Linked DNA regions of Homo sapiens: region 1 is linked to region 2. A link is an interaction called in ENCODE POLR2A ChIA-PET data of the cell type or tissue named here. Cell type or tissue: CD4-positive, alpha-beta T cell. All regions are shown on one strand. Links, peaks and the distances in the headings refer to the core of each region. The heading gives the core; the rest is flanking DNA. Region 1 has its middle 73 kb from the start of KRAS. Region 2 has its middle 130 kb from the start of KRAS.

Region 1 (5,385 bases), core at 169-5,168, 54 kb after region 2:
TATATTATTAAAAATTAGACAAATTTTCAGTTTGATATGACAGTTCAGGAACAGTCATTTCTTAGCAAAGTTGGCTAAGATGGTTTTAGCGCCTGCATTTGTGTTACTGGAGAGACGCCCCCTTTCAAGTGGCACATATAATAGCAACACTCACCTTTTCTGTGCAAAGCAGAAAATAATTTTCAGTAACATGTTTTCTGGAAGAAATGTTGTACCTAGGACTCACAGCTTGGGTAAGTCTAAAATATCCTTTATCTTTACATGGTTACAATCTGTAACAATCATTTTAACAAGCTTTTAAAATATTTTTTGAATCCATAGATTCAAAATCCTAAGAAAGTATCTTAAAGCACTCTTATAAAGGCTATTGCTTTGGAGTTTTGAGTAGTGAGTACAAGGTATGTTTTGAGTGACTTCTCTTTCTCTAAGATTCTGTTCTTTCCATCATGTGCTTTATCTTTTTTTTTCTTTTTAGTTTTTCTTTGGCTATCATATGCTTTATCTTTATCATGAGTGTTATTATACATAATTTTAGAGCTTTTCATTTTTGTGAAATTTATAGATGGTAACACTGAATTATTTTAGTTCATTCTGCAAGGTTTAAAGTAATCCCAAATAGGGTCTTTTTTTTCCTGAAAAATGGTCTATGTGGAATTAAATGACTACAGTTAAATGCAATCCTAAAAGTTTATTTTTGTTTAATGTTAAAAATTTCACATCACAAAACAACTCTTAAGATTGGCATTATGATGTAATTTTAACAGTATCTCGATATTTCTGTCTTATGTTATTATTTTTATGCTTATGAACATTTATTTATAAATAATTTGTTATTTTTCCTAACGTTGTCTAGGAATGCCTCCCTTAAAATGTCCACAATCCTTTATGTCCAATTTAAACATCCAAAGCTCTGAGAAATGGAAATATTTTCATAACTCATTTGGCCACAGAATCTGTGTGATCTGATGTGAGGCTTAGTGGGAATGGTCACACATTTTACCACATAGTAATGTGCTACATCGACTTGTTTCCTAACCCCCCGACCCCTGGAAAGGTTGATAAATATAGTACATGCAATCTACTACCTCCCTAAAATCTGAATAGTTCTTCATTTCAAAGGACATATGATCCCAAGGAATTCAGATAAGGGATTATAAATCTATTTTCATAGTAACTGTCAATCCTGTTCTACTTAACTATTTGAAAGCTGTTAATAATTGAGGAACTTTTTTGGTAGATAAAATTAGTAACTTTATAATCATTAATTATTATAGCATTTTACTCTCAGAATAGTAAAAATGCATTTATACTTCAACTGTCAAAACTGGAACAAAGCGCACAAGTGAATTTTTACTCAAAGTACTATCTGGAATACTTACATGATGAGCATTATAATAGAAATCTTATGTATTCATATTATACTATATATAATATTATAATCACTTATATTTGAAAGTGAATATTCAGATATTAATGTTAATCAGAATAACAAACCTTGTTTGTGTTCCTGACATTATATTATAGAGTAGGCATTCAACCATTCTGCCTTTCGAAAGTCAAGGTCAAGTCTGAAACTGAAACCAAACAGTAAATTTTGTCTGAATTCGGAGGCTGAAGCCAGACTTCAGTGTATCCTAAATTATGTATGTATGTGTATTTTCCAATTTTGCTCAAAGACCATTATTACATTTTTAAAAGTGGTTTAGAGTCTCATAAAAATTTAACAGAGTGAACATTGGTAACATTGGAACTTACCTTTCAGAAGTCAAATCTTAGAGCTCTCTTCTTCAGGACTTTTTAAGCCTAAAATTTAGAATTATTATTATTATTGTTTTTTGAGATGGAGTCTCACTCTGTCACCTAGGCTGGAGTGCAGTGGCACAATTTCAGCTCACTGCAACCTCCGCCTCCTGGGTTCAAGTGATTCTCCTGCCTCAGCCTCCCAAGTAGCTGGGATTATAGGTGCACACCACCATGCCCTGCTAATTTTTGTATTTTTAGTAGAAACGGGGTTTCACTATGTTGGCCAGGCTGGTCACGAACTCCTGACCTCAAGTGATCCTCCCACCTCGGCCTCCCAAAATGCTGGGATTACAGGCTTCAGCCACCCTGCCCTGGAATTATTATTATTTTTTTAATCAAGAGAAAAAATAAGACTATCTCTGGGTGGAGGGCTATAGTATATGTGTGGGTAGGGGTAGGGGAAGTCCATGGATAAGCTTCCTTTGGTGGAGCATGGGCTTTGTATCCACACAATCTGTATTCAAATTTCAGTTTCTCTGTTTTCTAGCTGAATGGTCTTGGGAAATTGGCTTATTTTCTAGACAGTTGGTGTCTCCACTTCCAAAACTGAGGCAACAAAATATACCTTTCAGGGTTGTTGATAATATTAAATGGGTTAATTTATGTAACTGTCTAACATAGAGTTACACTATGCATATTACAGAATTTACTGTCACCTAGTAAACAGTAAAACAGTGCATGGCTCTTCCTCAAGGGAAAAAGTTTTGAAGAGGGAAAATGCAAGTGTGTGATTAAACCTCTGCCTTTACTAAACAAACTAAATACATCACTGAGTGCCTCTTCCGTCTTTTCTTTAATCTTGTGCTAGTTACTATGCCCATCCACATATAGAATTATCTGGAGGCCAAAAATATCTGAGCTCCTCAAGATGAAAAGTGTTGTTCTAACCAGTTCTTTCAGCCACATCAAAAATGGGCCACACATGAAAGTTTGATCTCACCATCCCCCTCTCACTTTTTCCCCTTAGCTTTCAGCTAAGACAGCTGCTGGATTCAGCCCTTTTCTGTGTCCCTCAGAGAGCTATGAGAACTGAACCAGAGCAGCTACACACCAGCCATTTCTCCATGACCAGGAAAATCCCTGAGCATGCCCACGACACTAAGCATATCTCTGGAAAATAGATGAGTAGGGAAGCATTTTGCAGTGGGTGGGCTGGAATTCATCCCATTCTGCATGAATTTCAGAGTCTTTCCTTTGAAGTTCAGTCCCTGACCTACAATTTGGAAGAACTGGGAATGTTTCTATTACCGTTATCATCAGTAGTGGTTTTATTGTTACTCACATTATGAAAGATATTTCTTCTTATCTTGAAATAGGGCAAATGAAGTATGAGGAACAATGCTTGAAAGTAAAAATATGCTTCTCATTTTTCTGGGATAATGCTTAGAAAATGTGATGGCCATCTAAGACAAAGCTTACTTAAGTGATTTAACTATCATTTTAAGGAATTCATTTTTTAAAAATCTCATTTATGGTTCATCACTTCAGTATTTTTATGCTGAGTTGCCATATCTTATTTAATTAACTTGCTTATTGTTTTGTGACAATCGTATCCTCTTTTGGTATTCTCACTTTTTACATGAAATAGTAAATATATTTCCTAAGTTCCAGGAAAAAATGAGAACACTTTAAAGAGCTGGAAGTATACTATATCTCACGCTTGATGCCAGTAAAAACAACCCACAAGCCAATAAAGGGAAGACAAAGGAAATGCAGTGTCTGCAATGAGTCATTTAACAATATGGTAGTAAAAGGTAAAAAAGAAAGCCCTGGATTGTTTACACTCTTCTTCTGCCCCTCAAATACCCCATCGAAGCCCTTCAACTTTAGCAGATCATTATTTGCATCTACTTTTTTAAGGAAAGAGAGAGCAGGCAACATGTCCTTTACTGCCTCTACCCTGAATTTCTTCAGATGGCTAAAGAGGAAGAGACTAACCCCCTCTCCAGGGAAAACTCCTCATCTATGCCCTGTTCTCATTCTCTCCAGCCTTCTCCACGGCCTTGCCCTCCATCAGTCATCCTTCTACAAAGTGTCAATCACTCTTGATTCTTCTTGATTTCTCCTTGACCTATTAATGGAAACATGCTGGGTGTTTCCCATCCCCATTTTAATGTCCCCTCTGCTTTTCTACCTTCATTACAAAATGGTCACTTTAAATCTAGGTCTCCCACTCTACAAAAATGGTTCTCCTAAATGTCCCCAGTGGCCTCCCTAAACACAAATTCATTGGACTTTTCTCTATTCTTACCCTCTCTGATCTCGGCAGCATCTGACACTGCTGACACCTACTTCCTGTTGAATTCTCTTCCTTGAAGTCTTAGACTCCCCTCTCTGAACCTTTAACCTCACTGTACCTCACAGATTTTCCTTCACTTCTACTCATTAAATGAAATACTACAAAGAGTCTTTCTTGACCCTCTTTTTATCTTACTCTCTTTGGTGATCTTTTTTGGAAAGCTTATTTACTCAACTTTTTCAACTTTCTGCAAATGACTCCAAAATACGTGTTTCCAGTCCTGACTTCTCTCCTAATTCAGCATCTGAATTTCCAGTTGCCTGCTAAACTGCCATATCTCCAAAACAATTAAAATTTTAAATTTCAAAGCCAAATGAAGCATCTCATCTTTGAAATGTTCTCATCTAAACTAATACATTTTCAGCCTCCAAGAGCATTTGGGAGCACATTCAGCCTCTCCCTTTCTCTCATACCCTACATGAATTTAAACGGTGAAAAAAAAGATGAAACTTTGAAACCAGACTGACTTGGGTTGAATCCCTGTTGTGCCACTTTCCAGAACTGTGACCTCAGGTTAATTGCGTGATCTCCCTGAGTTTCTTCATCTGAATTAATCAGGTACCCATATTTACTCAGCCCAGGTATTGCACCAGTTAAATGAAACAATGTTCACAAAGCACCTTCTATGTGCCTGACGTATCACAGCCAGGCAAATAATTTTTATACATTTTTAGTTTTGCTTACAAATAGTCTCTTTTATTGTAACATTTTCTCTTTTGATATTACTGACATTGTCACCACCTTAGTTTTGCGTCTCATTACCACTTGCCTGATGATTGCAACTTTTCTAAAAATATTTTCTTGCTTATCTCCCAGCCTCCTGTCCATCCTCGTTACTACTGCTAGAACTCCTTCTAGAGCACTATTATCTTGCAATGCTACATGGCTTACAGAATAGATGACAAGCTCCCCATCTTAGTATTTAAGTTTCTCCACAACCTGTTCCTTGTCAACCTTTTAAAATCACGGCTGCATATGCAGTCCCCTGAGCCCAGTGCTTTAGCCAGACTGGACCCTTAATTCGACATTCTTTACTTTCCTAGCTCCTTACTTTTGATCACTCATGCTCTTTGCCAACTGGTGGTGTCTGGTTAGGCCATGTGGCCATGGGGCCAATTGTCTGCATTTATTAAAATGGTACCAAGAGGAAACCACAGGAAATAGCCTTTACTTGACATAAAAACTATGTGCCAGAAACATTTCTAAGTGCTTTGGAGATATTAACTCATTTAATCCTTATAACAACCTTATGAGTTAAGCACTATTAGGATCGTAATTCAGAA
Region 2 (5,385 bases), core at 244-5,243:
TATGCGATGTGAACAATTCGCAAAATGCAACTAAGAGAGGGAATCTACTCAAGATTTAAATACAACAATTAACTCTCCATTTTTTTTTGTCATTTATTTTCCAGGTAATAAACCCTACATTGCACTTTATGGTTTCAACCCTGTCGTACTTTGTGTCCAACATGATGGTACCTATGTTGAATGAGGGAGCAATTAATCTGCGAGACTCTCAGAGGTGAGGGTGAAGGTGGAGAAGGTATAAAGAAATAATGCCATTGATACTTGGCTATGGAAGAATAAAGTAGGATTAACAGACCTATCCGGAGGGGAAGGGCATGTCAAGTGGAGGGAACAGCAGTGGTGAAAAGATGGAGATAGGAGAGTTAGCAAGTGGGGGGAAAGTTCATGGAAGTGAGGTGTAGTGGAGAGTGAGGGCACTGGGTAGAGATAAGGGTGAAATATTACAGTGGGGCTGGTTGTGGAGGACCCTAGATATCATGCTATGAAATATGGATTTTGGCCAGGCGTGATGGCTCACACATGTAATCCCAGCACTTTGGGAGGCCGAGGCGGGTGGATCACTTGAGGTCAAGAGTTGAAGACCAGCCTAGCCAACATGGCGAAACCCCATCTCTACTAAAAATACAAAAAATTAGTCGGGTATGGTGGCACATGCCTGTAGTCCCAGCTACTTAGGAGGCTGTGGCAGGAGAATCACTTGAACCTGGGACGTGGAGTTTGCAGTGAGCCGAGATTGCACTACTGAACTCCAGCCTGGGCAACAGAGTGAGACTCTGTCTCAAAAAAAAAAAAAAAAAAAAAGAAAAGAAAAGAAAAAAGAAAGAAAGAAAAGAAATATGGATTTTACTTTACAGGTAATAATGAGTCAGGCTCCAAGGACATTTTTTTTTTCTAAGAAAAAAGTGACAGGGTTAGAGCTGTCTTTTTTCAGAAAGGTAGCTGCACAGAAGCCAGACTGGAGACAAAGAGACAAGATGGGAAGTAACTGTAACTTAGACAAGTGATCACGAGAGCCTAGAACAGGGGTTTTTCAAACTGTGGTTCACAACCCGTTAGTGAATCCTGAAATGATTTTAGTGGGTCACAACCAAAAAATGTTGTTTCATCCATCTCCCATTTTATGTATTCATAATTACAGGTTATGCATAAACTTTCTGGGCAGTTTAAATTTTTAATAAACTCTCCTCTATGATAGATTTAACTATTTAAAATGAAGAAAGTGAGCTTACTTAAAATTTAGCATGTTTAACTACAGAAACGTTAACTTTCAACATAGACACTGTCATTTTGGATAAAAAGTATGACAAGATTGAAACCATGAAGTATAATGTTAAAATGAGGAAAACATGGATAGTTAATTGTTGGATTTAAATCTTGAGTAGATTCCCTCTTGGCTACATTTTACAAAATTGTGTTTTATATAAAAGTGACTTTATTAAAAATCTGAACTTCAGAATTATGAACCCCGAAAATTTGAGACAGGTCTCAAATAATTTAGAAAGTTTATTTTGGCAAGGTTGAAGACGCACCCATGACACAGCCTCAGGAGGTCCTGACAACATGTACCCAAGGTGGTCAGGGCACAGCTTGGTTTGATGCATTTTAGGAAGACATGAGACATCAATCAATGTATGTAAGAAGTACATTGGGTCAGTCTGGAAAGGCAGGACAACTTGAAGCAAAGGCAGGAGGACTGGAAGTGGGGAGAGAGCTTCCAGGTCACAGATAGGTGATACACAAACAGTTACATTCTTTTGAGGTTCTGATTAGCCTTCCCAAAGGAGGCAATTAGATATGCATCTATCTCAGTGAGCAAAGGGGTGACTTTGAATAGAATGAGAGGCAGGTTTGCCCTAAGTAGTTTCCAGCTTGAGTTCTCCATAGTGATTTTGGAGGCCTAAGATATTTTGCTTTCACAGAATCCTCCCCTCCCCTCCTACCCTACCCTACACTTCCCTTCCCTTCCCTTCTCTCTTTTTTGTCTCGCTCTGTTGCCCAGGCTGGGAGTGCAGTGGCGCCATCTCGGCTTACTACTACCTCTGCCTCCCGGGTTCAAGCAATTCTCGTGCCTCAGCCTCCCAAGTACCTGGGATTACAGGTGCCAGCCACCACGCCTGTCTAATTTTTGTATTTTTAGTAGAGACTGGGTTTTGCCATGTTGGCCAGGCTGGTCTTGGACTACTGACCTCAAGTGATCCGCCCGCCTCGCCTCCCAACGTGCTGGAATTAGAGGCGTGAGCCACCACATCCAGCCCAGAATGCATTTCTTGTGTCACAATGCAAAATGTATTTCTTACCGTGGGTCATGGTTGAAGAAAGCTTAAAAACACAGACTTAGAAGATTAGGGTAGTGGCTATGGAGTGAGAGAGAAAGGGTCAAGATATCAGAGAAATTTCTGAGGTAAAATAGTGAGGACTTATTGACAATTGGATGTGGGGGTAAAGGAGAAGGAAATTAAGGATGACTCACTGGTTTCTAATTTGGGCTGCCAGGGCACATGGGGATATGGCTCAGTTCATTTCCACCAGTATCTCTTGATAGAAAGTATGGAAGCATAGACAAATGAGGAGGGCATTTTTGGAGCTCTTGAGGCACTCCACATAAGTGAAAAAGACTTGTAAACAGGGTATCTTAATAAAACATGGTAACTGCAGTCATAGAAGTATGCATGAGCCCAGAGGCAGCCCAGCGTGGGTGTTCAGAGAAGCTTTCCAGAGAAGACATTCTTTCTGAGATGCGTTTTGAAGGAGAGTTAAAGTCAGCCAGAAGTAGATAGGTAAGAAGGAAACTGACAAGACCAGCGAGAAGGAAGAGCAGGATGTTTATATGAGTCGCTGTGTGTATGCACATAATGTGAGTGGGTGTGTGAGCCAGTGTTGTAAGCAATGTGCTGTTACTAGAACCTTGAGAAGCAAGAGAGGAAGCTGGCTAGGGTAGAGATGGGTTGTAAAAAGCCTTGTCCTTCATGCTAAGGAGCTTAGCTCTTGTGTAAGATATAAAGAGTTACGGGGGTGAGGGGGTGCAGGGAAGGGGAGGGTTATTTGGGGGGGGTTTTGTGGGGTTTGCTTTTTTTGGTTTTTTTTTTTGAGACAGAGTCTTGTTCTGTCGCCCAGGCTGGAGTGCAGTGGTGTGATCTCAGCTCACTGCAACCTCTTTCTCCTAAGCTCAAGCAATCCTCCCATCTCAGCCTCCCAGCTAGCTGGGACTACATGTGCACACCACCCCGCCTGGCTAATTTTTGTATTTTTTGTAGAGACAGGTTTTTGCCATGTTGCTCAGGCTGGTCTCCAACTCCTGGGCTCAAGCAGTTTGCCCGCCTAGTCCTCCCACAGTACTGAGATTACAGGCGTGAGCAACCACACCAAGCCTGGAGGGGTTTTCAATGAGGTTAATAGTGACAAGGGCAAAATAAGGTGACTATTTTTCTTTTTTTCATGTTATAGTCCTCTTTTAAAAAATTATTATTTTAGATTCAGATGGTACATGTGCAGGTTTGTTACATGGGTATATTGTGTGATGCTGAAGTTTGGGCTTCTAATTATCCCATCACCCAAGTAGTGAACATAGTATCCGATAGGTAGTTTTTCAATCCTTGCCCCTTTCCCTCCCTTCCCTCTTTGGAATCTCCAATGTTTATTGCTCCCATCTTTGTGTCCATGTGTACCCAATGTTTAGCTCCCACTTATAAGTGAGAACATGCAGTGTTTGGTTTTCTGTTCCTGTGTCAATTCATTTAGGATAATGGTGACCAGCTGCATCCGTGTTGCTGCAAAGGACATGATTTCCTTTTTTTTTTTTTTTTTTTTTTTTTGTGGTTGCATGGAGTAAGTCTTTAAGGGGAATTAGACTGAAGGTCAAAAGATTGGAAATGGAGAAGTTAGTCTAGGTATGAGTTGCTGGACTGTACTAGGGCAGCAAAAAAAGGTGAAGAGAAATATAGAGAGCTACAGATTGACAAGGCTTGGTTACTAACTGAATATGGAGAACTCTTATCAGTCAGTGTCTGCTCAGGAAAACAGAACCCATGCCAGCAAGTTTAATAGTAAAAAGTTAATTATGGAGAACTTGTTTGAAAAGACATTAGAAAAACTGAAAAGGCGGATAGAAAACAGGAAACTTATAAGGAATAAGGCAGAGCAGGGCTACTACCCCAAAGCTGGAGGGACCAAAGGGACAGGTGGTATTACCGGAGTCCAGGAGCTATGGCTGCCTGGAGGCAGCTGGACCAGAAAAGAGAGGCAGTCACTATGGGAGAAGCACCCTGAAACAAAGAAAGGGAAGATACAGGCTGGTTTTCCTCCTCCTGCTGTCCCGTTATCTTCAGTTGCCCAAATCTAACTAGAAGCCAGTTGGGAAGGGAGCCTGGGAAATGTGACTTTTTGCAAAAAGAGCAAAGCAAGGGAAGGTGAGAAAATAGAAATGAGCATAAATAGGCAAATAAATACGGAATGAGGATAAAGAGGTAGATTAATTCCTCCCTGAAATTTGCTTAGATCAAGGTTGGAGGATAGTGTCAGAACCTGGGATTAGGAAATCAGGAAGAGGATGGGAAGACAGATAAGAAAAACATATAATCTGAATTACTGACTTTTTAAAGTCCCCCTTATTGTAGCATTGTTACGTATATACTTAAGATTATAGGTAGGCCGGGCGCAGATGCTCACGCCTGTAATCCTACCACTTTGGAAGCCTGAGCGGGTGGATTACCTGAGGTCAGGAGTTTAGACCAGCCTGGCCAACATGATGAAACCCTGTCTCTACTAAAAATACAAAAATTAGCTGGAAATCACTTGAACCCAGGACACGGAGGTTGTTGTAGTGAGTCAAGCTCGTGCCACTGCACTCCAGCCTGGGCAACAGAGCAAGACTCCATCTCAAAAAAAAAAAAATTTTTTTTTAAATTTTAAAAGAATAATTTTAATAAATATTTAGAATGGTTTTGTAGAGTCTGTTAACATGGTGGGAGAGGAAATTCAATGTTTTGAAATGCACAGTTCTTCCCCTGCAAAATTTATCCTCCCCCTAGGACTTGTTTGTAACGTTCATGTTTGCAATCTGTAGAAAAACTGGAGGAATTTGCAGGGCGTGGTGGCTCATGCCTGTAATCCCAGCTCTCAGGGAGGCAAGAGGCGGGAGGATAGCTTGAGCCCAGGAGTTCGAGACCTGCCTGGGCAATATAGCGAGACCCCGTTCTCCAGAAAAAGGAAAAAAAAAAAACAAAAACAAGAAAAACAGGAGGAATTTATTGAATCTTTACTAAGTGCCACCCACTGTATCATTAAACAGCCTTTGTAACAACAGATGACACACACTATCTCATTTAATCCATATAATAGTTTTATGAGGTAGGGACTATTTCCCGTTACTATGTTACAGATGAGGAA

The links. ChIA-PET counts read pairs that join two places held together with the same protein. Peaks named below come from ENCODE experiments on the same cell type or tissue, not always from the same donor. Only the 100,000 strongest peaks of a DNase experiment are listed, where the experiment ranks them.
Region 1: POLR2A ChIA-PET joins it to region 2 with 15 read pairs; 24 of 35 experiments call an interaction of 5 or more read pairs at or near these places.

What each region holds. Positions count from the first base shown.
Region 1 is chr12:25,321,252-25,326,636 of GRCh38, reverse strand. No RefSeq gene overlaps it. Among named protein-coding and RNA genes, the nearest start is that of KRAS, 73 kb to the right of the region's middle. In CD4-positive, alpha-beta T cell, for the core only: no CTCF peak of the experiment used is centred there; DNase peaks (open chromatin) are centred at 2,726 and 4,076; H3K4me3 peaks cover 481 bases; H3K27ac peaks cover 669 bases.
Region 2 is chr12:25,375,088-25,380,472 of GRCh38, reverse strand. No RefSeq gene overlaps it. Among named protein-coding and RNA genes, the nearest start is that of KRAS, 130 kb to the right of the region's middle. In CD4-positive, alpha-beta T cell, for the core only: no CTCF peak of the experiment used is centred there; a DNase peak (open chromatin) is centred at 2,852; H3K27ac peaks cover 1,693 bases.